Linked DNA regions of Homo sapiens: region 2 is linked to region 1. Evidence: chromatin contacts called from ENCODE Hi-C or POLR2A ChIA-PET data. All regions are on one chromosome and are shown on one strand. The core of a region is the stretch at or near the end of the contact, and the rest is flanking DNA. Distances in the headings are between cores, read along the strand shown.

Region 1 (5,575 bases), core at 22-2,521:
TTTTCTGAGTCACAACCATTAGCCAGGAAGCACCCCCTCCCCACCCTCTTTCCTGGATCCCCCTCATTCCCTCCTTCCATAGTCCACTCCCGCGCTCCCAGGTCCAGGGCTTATTTGCCCAGAGTTTGGAAAACCCCCAGCTCTCCTTCCTCCTTTCTACAGCGTGGGGGCAGGGTACTGGTGCCAGTCACGTGCCTCTGGCTTCTGAAGAAGACTCTAGACTGGGGTCGGGGGGTGGGTCCTGCCCATCTCCCTAGCATCTTATCGTCCCTACCATCTGTGTCTTTTTTCCCTCCCCAAACGGAACCCCCTGCCCTCTCGCCTGCCTATAGCCGTTTAATTGCAAAAGCCAGGCCGTTTGTGGGAGACCACAGACAGCGACCCCCTTCATTTACCGGTTGAGAGGAGGGTAAAGGGGCGGCTGCAATCTGGGTAATAACCCTATCCCCACTCCAGAAGTCACAGTCACATCGTTAAGCCTTCCTCCCCTCTTGTCCCAGGACAGCTTTAAAAACGTTAAAAGCATTTCTGCTGGGTAGCATCTGGCCAGGGTCGCCCCCTCTGTCTGCTCAGGAACGTCTGTCACTTCAGAGAGCTTAAGTGACTTGCCCCGGTCACACAGCAGCAGTCCGATAGGCTGCCAGGGCTCTAGGGGCAGAAGGAGGAGAGGGCTGGCATTCTTCCCACCGGCCCGCGTGACTGTAGCACCGGGGTGCAGCGAAGCCCCAAGGGCCCCAATCCGTGAGCTCTCTCCCATCCCAGGCAGGGGTGGGGGAGCAGCAGTGGGGTGCTGGTTCTCAAATGCAAGATAAGAGCTGGCTAAGAAAGCCTTGCCCAGCCCCTCCACCTAGAGGGAATGGGAGGGAGAGAAGCTGAGGGCAGGGTCCCGGTCCCGCGTGGAGACAGCTGCGCTCCCGCGGTTTCTTTAAACGCCCAGATGGGCAACGACGCGCGCGGACGAGGGCGGGGTTGGGTTCAGGTCTGGTCACATGACCTGGCCTGAGGTGCTCGCGGCCCCCACCCCACCAGTGGGCGTCCCCCCCACGCGTGGTCGACCATCATTGGTCGGTGGTGAGGCCAATAGAAATCGGCCATCTGGGAACCCAGCGTTCCGAGGCGCAGCCTAACATAGTGAACCGACGAAGGTCCAATGGAAAAAGACGGCCATGGGCATAGACCAATGACAAAGTGGCAGGGGCGGGCCCAAGGGCTGGGTCAGGTTGGTTTGAGAGGCGGGTGGGTATAAAAGTGCAAGGCGGGCGGCGGCGTCCGTCCGTACTGCAGAGCCGCTGCCGGAGGGTCGTTTTAAAGGGCCCGCGCGTTGCCGCCCCCTCGGCCCGCCATGCTGCTATCCGTGCCGCTGCTGCTCGGCCTCCTCGGCCTGGCCGTCGCCGAGCCTGCCGTCTACTTCAAGGAGCAGTTTCTGGACGGAGGTAACGCCTGGTCCCGCCTCGAGGCCGCCCCGACGACGCGGCCGGCCCCCGATCCTGGATCTGCGTTGTCGCCCGTAATTACCGTTTAGAGGTCCAACACGGTGGCCTCCCGGGACTAGAGCCGCGGGCGATTTCTCTTCTGCGTCCCTGGGGAGCGCGGAGGGCGTAGCGGCCTCCCGCGGCGGGAGTTAGGGTTAGCCCGAGGATCTCTGAAGGCACCCGACGTGTCAAACTAGAGGTTGGAATGGGGAGTGTCGGGGATCTCCTTTCCTGTCCCCAGCAGCTTGTGGCTCTCGGCAGATGTTTGGTGTGGGGGGGGATTAGCACAGCCGCTCTGACCTACCCCTCTAATCCCCCACTTAGACGGGTGGACTTCCCGCTGGATCGAATCCAAACACAAGTCAGATTTTGGCAAATTCGTTCTCAGTTCCGGCAAGTTCTACGGTGACGAGGAGAAAGATAAAGGTAAGAGCCTAGGAGTGGGTGCTCAGATCCGGGAGGACTTCCTGGCAGAAGTCCTTGTCTGTACACACACAGCCGGGACAGTCCCCTTGGAGGAGGACAGGTGGAGGAAGTGGGGGAGTCTTCTCTATTCTCTAAGTCGAGGGTCCTCGCGAGTCAAGGCCCAACGGTGACCTCACTACCGTCCCGTCTCAGGTTTGCAGACAAGCCAGGATGCACGCTTTTATGCTCTGTCGGCCAGTTTCGAGCCTTTCAGCAACAAAGGCCAGACGCTGGTGGTGCAGTTCACGGTGAAACATGAGCAGAACATCGACTGTGGGGGCGGCTATGTGAAGCTGTTTCCTAATAGTTTGGACCAGACAGACATGCACGGAGACTCAGAATACAACATCATGTTTGGTGAGGGCCTGCTTCCTGGTGCTGATCTCTGTCCCATTAGTTAGAGGGAGACCCAGACCCCATTGACTTTCTTAATAATGATTTTTTTTGGAAGGGGAGCTAAAAGAATAAGTCCCAGCAACAATTTATTGCATTATGATCGCAGATCTAGGCTGTTAATTTAATTTGCGTGTTTGTATATAGTTATTTCCCAATCTTACTAATGAGGATTTTGAGTTCTAGAGCACTGATTTTTTTTTTTTCTCCTTTAAACTTAAGGCTCCACCCACAGCCCATTCAGGACAGAATCAGGGTCTGAGTTTCTCTTCTCAGCCTTGACAGACCCGAGTTGAAGAACCAGGTCTTCCTTTTATAAAGAGGGGTGAGAGCCTCGAGATGATGGGTAGTCTCTGACTCTTAACTGGATCTGCTTCACACCTAGGTCCCGACATCTGTGGCCCTGGCACCAAGAAGGTTCATGTCATCTTCAACTACAAGGGCAAGAACGTGCTGATCAACAAGGACATCCGTTGCAAGGTGTGCCTGGGGGTGGTGGCAAATGGCTGTCATGGGGAGATTCAGAGGTCAGCCTCATTGGGGGGTGGCCCCCGCTCACCTTCTTCCTTCTTCAGGATGATGAGTTTACACACCTGTACACACTGATTGTGCGGCCAGACAACACCTATGAGGTGAAGATTGACAACAGCCAGGTGGAGTCCGGCTCCTTGGAAGACGATTGGGACTTCCTGCCACCCAAGAAGATAAAGGATCCTGATGCTTCAAAACCGGAAGACTGGGATGAGCGGGCCAAGATCGATGATCCCACAGACTCCAAGCCTGAGGTTGGTGTTTGGGCAGGGGCTCTGCTCTCCACATTGGAGGGTGTGGAAGACATCTGGGCCAACTCTGATCTCTTCATCTACCCCCCAGGACTGGGACAAGCCCGAGCATATCCCTGACCCTGATGCTAAGAAGCCCGAGGACTGGGATGAAGAGATGGACGGAGAGTGGGAACCCCCAGTGATTCAGAACCCTGAGTACAAGGTGAGTTTGGGGCTCTGAGCAGGGCTGGGGCTCACAGTGGGGAGTGCACCAACCTTACTCACCCTTCGGTTTCCTTCTCCCTTCTGCAGGGTGAGTGGAAGCCCCGGCAGATCGACAACCCAGATTACAAGGGCACTTGGATCCACCCAGAAATTGACAACCCCGAGTATTCTCCCGATCCCAGTATCTATGCCTATGATAACTTTGGCGTGCTGGGCCTGGACCTCTGGCAGGTGAGACTTGGAGGAAAAAGGAGGATCCCTGGGGTACCTCAAGTGCATAAGATCACCCAAGAGGAAAGGGACAGGGTAGGCACCCCAGGTGAGTCTGACTCAAAAATGGTACTTCTTGTAAACAGTACTTCCTGGTCTGTCCCTGTGAAGTCCTCACAGCAACCCCTTTAAGGTTATACTTGCTGTGCACCAAGTACTTCCCCAAGTACTTTTATGCAAATCAACTTCTTTACCCCCAAAGACCTAGAAGGTGGTCAGGTAACCCAGTTAGTTAGCTGGGGCTGGGCACAGTGGCTCACCCTTACAATCACGGTACTTTGGGAGGCTGAGACAGAGGATTGCTTGAGGCCAGGAGTTACACAACTCAACCTAGCTTGGCAACACAGCGAGGAGACCCTATCTCTACAAAAAAAATTTTTTTTTTTGAGACAGAGTTTCACTCTTGTTGCTGAGGCTGGAGTGCAATGGCACGATCTCAGCTCACTGCGCCCTCCGTCTCCTGGTTTCAAGCGATTCTCCTGCCTCAGCCTCCGGAGTAGCTGGGATTACAGGCATGTGCTACTATGGATGCCAGGCTAATTTTTTTTTTTTTTTTTTTTTTTGAGACCGTGCCTTGCTCTGTCGCCCAGGCTGGAGTGCAGTGGTGTGATCTCTGCTCACTGCAAGCTCCGCACGACCCCCCAGGTTCACTCCATTCTTCTGCCTCAGGGTCCCGAGTAACTGGGACTACAGGCACCCCCCACCATGCCTGGCTAATTTTTTTGTATTTTTTTTTTTAGTACAGACATGGTTTCACCGTGTTAGCCAGGATGGTCTCCATCTCCTGACCTCATGAACCACCCACCTTGGCCTCCCAAAGTGCTGGGATTACAGGCGTGAGCCACCTCACCCAGCCTTTTTGTAGAGACAGGGCTTCATGTTGCCCAGGTTGGTCTCGAACTCCTGGCCTCAGGTCATCTGCCCGCCTCGGCCTCCCAAAGTGCTGGGATTACAAGGGTTAGCCACCATGCCTAGCCTCTACAAAAACTTTAAAAATTGGCGAGATGTCATGCATACCTGTAGTCCCAACTACCAAGGAAGAAGGATGATCACTTGAGCCTGGGGCATCGAGGCTGCAGTGAGCCATGATTATGTCACTGCACTCCAGCCTCGGTGACAGAGTGAGACCCTCTCAAAAAAAGTTGGGACTTGGCCGGACACAGTGGCTCACACCTGTAATCCCAGCACTTTGGGAGGCCAAGGCGGGTGGATCACAAGGTCAGGAGATGGAGACCATCCTGGCTAACATGGTGAATGAAACCCCATCTCTAGTAAAAATACAAAAAATTTGCCAGGTGTGGTGGTGGGCGCCTGTAGTCCCAGCTACTCGGGAGGCTGAGGCAAAAGGATGACGTGAACCCGGGAGGCGGAGCTTGCAGTGAGCTGAGATCATGCCATTGCACTCCAGCCTGGGTGATAGCGAGACTCTGTCCCAAAAAAAAAAAAAAATGCTGGGACTGAATTTTTGTCTGTTTTGGTCACTGAAATACCTTCTGTGCCCAAGACAGTTCTGGCATGTAGTAGGTACCTGAAAAATACCTGAATAAGAGAGTGAGAAACAAGAAACAGGTGCAGAGAACTGAAGTCAGTGGCCCAAGGTCATGGGGGTAGGAAACCACAAAGCTGGGGTTTGAACCTGGGCAGTACAGCACCTGAGTCTCTCCATCTTTTTTTTTTTTTTTTTTTAAGACAGAGTCTTGCTCTGTCACCCAGGTTGGAGTGCAGTGGCTTGATCTCGGCTCACTGCAGCCTCTGCCTTCCAGGTTCAAGTGATTCTCATGCCTCATCCTCTCGAGCAGCTGGAATTACAGGCATGCGCCACGACGCTGGGCTTTTTTTTTTTTGAGATGGAATTTCACTCTTGTTGCCCAGGCTGGAGTGCAATGATGCAATCTCGGCGGCTCACCACAACCTCTGCATCCCAGATTCAAGCGATTCTCCTGCCTCGGCCTCCTGAGTAGCTGGGATTACAGGGATGCGCCATCA
Region 2 (5,119 bases), core at 1,744-4,243, 3.2 Mb after region 1:
GGGCCCTCCTTCCACAGATCCTTAAGTAAGCCTCAAGGCCCCGGAGGCCCCAGAGTGACCTAGAACAGACTGGACCATCTCTAAGAAGCAGGGAGCCCTAGTGATCAAACTGCGGCCTGGGAAGCTTGGCACTCTGAGTTCAGATACCAAATTCCCACTTTTAAGCAGGAAGGGGGAAAAGTCACTTAACCTCCTCTGGCTTCAGTTTTCTCACCATTAAACAGGAAAAAAACAATAACATCGTTTTGCTGGGCTGGTACTGGGATTAAAATTTTAAGAGTCAGGGGCCGGGTGCAGGGGCTCACGCCTGTAATCCCAGTACTTTGGGAGGTGGAGGCAGGCGGATCACGAGGTCAGGAGTTCGAGACCAGCCTGGCCAACACAGTGAAACCCCATCTCTACTAAAAATACAAAAAAATACACCACACCAGGCGTGGTGGTGGGTGCCTGGAATCCAAGCTACTTGGGAGGCTGAGGCAGGAGAATCGCCTGAACCCGGGAGGCAGAGGTTGCAGTGAGCCAAGATCGCGCCATTGCACTCCAGCCCTGGTGACCGTGAGAGACTCCATCTCAGAAAAAAAAAAAAGTCAGGGTCTTGCTCCGTCGCCCAGGCTGGAGTGCAATGGTGCGATCACAGCTCACTGCTGCCTTGACCTCCTGGGCTCAAGGGATCCTCCCACCTTAGCCTCCTGAGTAGCTGGGACTACAAGCATACACCACCATACCTGGCTAATTTTTTAAAAAAATTTTTTGTTTTTTGAGATGGAGCCTTGCTCTGTCACCCAGGCTGGAATGCAGTGACACAATCTCGGCTCACTGCAACCTCCGCCTCCCAGATTCAAGCAATTCTGGTGCCTCAGCCGCCTGAGTAGCTGGGACTACAGGCGCACATGACCACACCTGCCTAGTTTCTGTATTTTTAGCAGAGATGGTGTTTTACCATGTTGGCCAGGCTGGTCTGGAACTCCTGACCTCAGGTGATCCACCTGCCTTGGCCTCCCAAAGTGCTGGGATTACAGGTGTGAACCACCTCGCCTGGCCAAAAAACTTTTTTTTTTTTGCAGAGATGGAGGTCTTGCTATGTTGCCCAGGCTGGTCTCCACCTCCTGGCCTCCAATGAACCTCCACCTCAGCCTCCCAAAGTGCTGGGATTACAAGCGTGCACCATGACGCCCAGCTAATTTTATTTGTTGTAGAGATGGGGATCTCCCTATCTTGTCCGGGCTGGTCTTGACCTCCTAAGCTCAAGCAATCCTCCTGCCTCCCAAAGTGCTGACTCCCAAAGTGCTGGGATTACAGGCCTGAGCCACCACACCCAGCTGCAAGCCCGATTTTCCAAATGTATCTCTCCTCTGTTTTTCTCTTTCTTTTTTTTTTTTTTTTTTTTTTTGAGACGTAGTCTCATTCTGTCGCCCAGACTGGAGTGCAGTGGCGCGATCTCGGTTCACTGCAGGCTCCGCCTCCCGGGTTCACACCATTCTCCTGCCTCAGCCTCCCGAGTAGCTGGGACTACAGGCGCCCGCCACTACTCCCGGGTAATTTTTTGTGTTTTTAGTAGAGACGGGGTTTCACCGCGTTAGCCAGGATGGTCTCGATCTCCTGACCTCCTGATCCGCCCGCCTCGGCCTCCCAAAGTGCGGGATTACAGGCCTGAGCCACCGCGCCCAGCCTTTTTTTCTTTTGATAGGGTCTTGCTCTGTCGCCCAGGCCGAATTGCAGTGGGGCGATCACGGCTTACTGCACCCTCAACCTCCTGGCTTCCCAAAGCACTGGGATCACAGACGGGAGCCAACGCCCCGGCCAGTTTTTTCAACGTTGAGAGCCCTGGCCCCTAGATAGGACCCAGCATCCTCACTGCTCTAACCCCTCCCCCCCCACCATCCCCGGGCTGGCCCGGACAACCCCTAAGGTGGCCGAGGGCGGGCCCTGAGGAGGCCGGCGCGCGCTTCCGGGCACAGCTTGTGGCGGTGAAGCCGCTCAGATGGCGGAGGCCTTGGGTATCTCTAAGCAGATCGCTAGGCCGCAGACCTCGGAGCTCGTCTTGGGTCACTTTTATTTATTTTTTTTGAGACGGAGTCTCTCTCTGTCGCCCACGCTGCAGTGCAATGGCGCGATCTCGGCTCACTGCAAGCTCCGCCTCCCAGATTCAAGCAATTCTCTGCCTCAGCCTCCCGAGTGGCTGGGATTACAGGCGCCCGCCACCACGCCCGGCTAATTTTTGTATTTTTAGTAGAAACGGGGTTTCACCATCTTGGCCAGGCTGGTCTTGAACTCCTGACCTCGTGATCCACGCGCCTCGGCTTCCCAAAGTGTGGGAATTAAAGGCGTGAACCACCGCGTCCGGCTTGGGTCACTTTTCGAGTATACAGCTCCTCCTCTCTCCTTCCTCCCTAGGCCCCCACTGCCCCGACTCGCAGGCCGCAGACAAGGCTGAGAGCGCTACCTTGCTTTCCCGCGCTCGCCTCGGTGCCTACTGCGCCTGCGCGAGCTGTGAGGGCGGGACCCAGAGACACCCGCCCCAACTACTGGCGTGCGCCCTCTGCTGTCGCCTAACGGAACTCCGGGCGCGCGTGCGCACGCACCCCAAGCCACGCCCCGCCAGGCTGCCGGCGCGCGAGCGGTTGGCGCCGCTCCCTGCCTTCCCTCTCCTACAGTGGGGCGGGGCCGGGCCGCCCGAGTCGGGGGTGGAAGGCGGGGGCCACATAATGCCACGCCCCCGCCTCGTCCCCATTTGAAGCCCCGCGACTCTTCACTGCTGGTCAATCAGAGCCCGTGCTCTCCCTAGTGCCGGCCAATGGGAGGTGCGCTCGGGCTGCTTCCGGCTCCGCGCTCCGCTCGCCCCCTCCCAAGGTCTCCCCGCGACTGGCGGGACGCAGGGGCGGGCGTCGGCCGCGGTGACGCGCAGCGGGCCTGGAGCCAATAAGGGGCGGGCTCGGTGCTGATGGACGGTGCTGGTGGCCAGTGGAGAGGCGCTGGCCGCACTTCCCGTCGGGGAGAGAGTGTAATATGGCGAAGACCTACGATTACCTGTTCAAGCTGCTGCTGATCGGGGACTCGGGGGTGGGGAAGACCTGTGTCCTGTTCCGCTTCTCCGAGGACGCCTTCAACTCCACTTTTATCTCCACCATAGGTAACGGGACCGGGGAATGGCTGGGGGCGCCGGAGGCCCGGGCTGGGCGCGCCCCTGAGGGGCTGGGGCTGAGGGATCTACAGGGCTGGACGGGCCGAGGGCGCTGAGAGGGTCGAGGGGGCCTAAAGGGAGAAGAGCAGTCGCCTGCACCGCCGTTCGGGGGTTCCTGGGCCGTGGTGGGGGAGACCAGGTGCCCATTTTGCAGATAGGGAGACTGAGGCTCCGACCCTCAGCCCGCTCGTTAGGGCGTGTTATGTCTTGGGCTGGGGTCTTCGCGCCCGTCCTCTCGATCTGTCCTAGCAGCAGCCCTCGAAGCGGTTCTTTTGAGGCTCTTGCCTTACAGAAGTGGAAACTGAGTCATGGGGAATTGGCCATGGGAAAAAGACAGTGGCATCTCACCTTAATGAGCATTTACTATGTGCCAAGTGCTTCACGTGCATTTTCACACTCTTCAGTTCTTGGTGTTAAGTGCTGTTATGAGCCCGTCTGACAAGATGAGGAATCTGAGGCTCAGGGAGGGCATGGAACTTGCCCAAGGCCACACAGTCTGCACGTGGTGAGAATGGGATTTGATGGAATTTGAACCTGGCTGTGTCTCAACCCAAAACTCGAGGCTTAGCTCTCCTAGAGAGATGCCACTGCACACTCCCAGCTGATGACAAGCTCAGCTAATGCACCTTGGAGCCGGGACTCTAACCCACACCATTCCTGCTCTTTTCTCTGGAGCGTTCAGAGGTTGAGCCCCTCTCCCTGACCATGCTTCCCCTCATAAGCGTATTTTCCTCTAGAAGGAATGATAAGAAGAGTCAGGACCTTTTCCCTGCCCACCTTTCATCCTGCTCCAGGAATGACAGCAATGGCAAGTGACAGCACTGCCTGCCCTGGGACCTGTCATCCCCAAGAAGATGCAAGATAAAAGCCTCAGCGAGAAACTAAATCAGCCACTGCCACAGACAGCCTTGACTTCCCTATCAAAGGGCCCAAGACTCCAGCTGTCACTTTAGAACAGCTTTTCCTGTAGGGCCAGCCCACATTGTGGTTGAACAGAATTGGCTTGGTGCATCTCAGTTGTGATGTCCACAGAAGTGGAGCTGACCTCTCTCAGTGCCACAAAAGCAGTCCTGGCCCACAATGAAAAGGTTTGACCCAGGAGTAACACCTATTTGAGTGGCTTGTGAGCTCTGTAGCCCTGCTAGGGATGGGGAAAGTGGGGGAACGGTCACTAAGTCCAGGAGTTTATTCCGACTCAAGAAAACCTAGGGAATGGCCTTTGCTTTACTGTGTCACTTTGACAGAATCGTGTTATCTCCCTGAACCCCAAGATAATGTGCTAATTCCATTCTTGCCCTCCTCCAGGAGCTATGCTTTATTTATTTTATTTTATTTTATTTTTTGAGACGGAGTCTAGCTCTTTTGCCCAGGCTGGAATCCAGCGGCAGGATCTCGGGTCACTACAACCTCTGCCTCCCGGGTTCAAGCAATTCTCCTGCCTCAGCCTCCCTAGTAGCTGGGATTATAGGCACCCGCCACCACGTCCAGCTAATTTTTGTATTTTTAGTAAATACAGGGTTTCACTGTGTTGGTCAGGCTGGTCTCGAACTCCTGACCTTGTGATCTGCCTGCCTTGGCATCCCAAAGTGCTGGGATTACAAGCATGAGCCACCGCACCCAGCGGAGCTGTGCTTTATAAAACAGTTATATGCCAGATGTAAAATAGAGAGAATTGACTGGAAATCATTACGTCTGGTTTCCAGTTGCTGTTTGCCCTTGAATGTGCACTACCCCTCTCTGAGCCCTGCTGTCTTTAGAGCAGGAGTGACACTGTCTGCCCAGCCTAGTGCCCTGGTGGTTGAGGATTAGAATTAGACAATAAGGGGTTGTCACCACAACCAGAGGCTATCTAGAGGAAGCAAATGAATGGCTCCTGCAGTGACAGCATCCAGCCTCTGAAGACAGATGTTTCTGAATTCTTCCCCCTCCCCCACTCCA

Evidence for each region. Hi-C counts contacts between places; a loop is a spot of excess contacts on that map. ChIA-PET counts read pairs that join two places held with the same protein, here RNA polymerase II (POLR2A). Pooled maps may share reads with other maps.
Region 2: a loop to region 1 is called in a pooled map, with 11 times the contacts of the local background. The contact joins the promoter of RAB8A here to the promoter of CALR in region 1. A Hi-C loop is called at or near these places in 1 of 37 single-sample maps with no recorded cell type and 6 of 50 pooled maps. POLR2A ChIA-PET finds 5 or more read pairs at or near these places in 1 of 52 experiments (Caco-2).

What each region holds. Positions count from the first base shown.
Region 1 is chr19:12,937,338-12,942,912 of GRCh38, forward strand. CALR (calreticulin) reads left to right here and starts at 1,272. Exons shown (of 9, transcript NM_004343.4): 1 at 1,272-1,433; 2 at 1,797-1,898; 3 at 2,091-2,294; 4 at 2,716-2,810; 5 at 2,906-3,115; 6 at 3,204-3,317; 7 at 3,407-3,550. The coding sequence starts at 1,343. MIR6515 (microRNA 6515) reads left to right here and starts at 3,147; the gene lies at 3,147-3,203. RefSeq lists enhancers at 714-823, 894-943, 1,570-2,319, 1,614-1,663, 2,556-3,755 and 1 more and a cis regulatory region at 874-1,512.
Region 2 is chr19:16,108,896-16,114,014 of GRCh38, forward strand. RAB8A (RAB8A, member RAS oncogene family) reads left to right here and starts at 2,994. Exons shown (of 8, transcript NM_005370.5): 1 at 2,994-3,130. The coding sequence starts at 3,007. RefSeq lists a silencer at 2,377-3,036.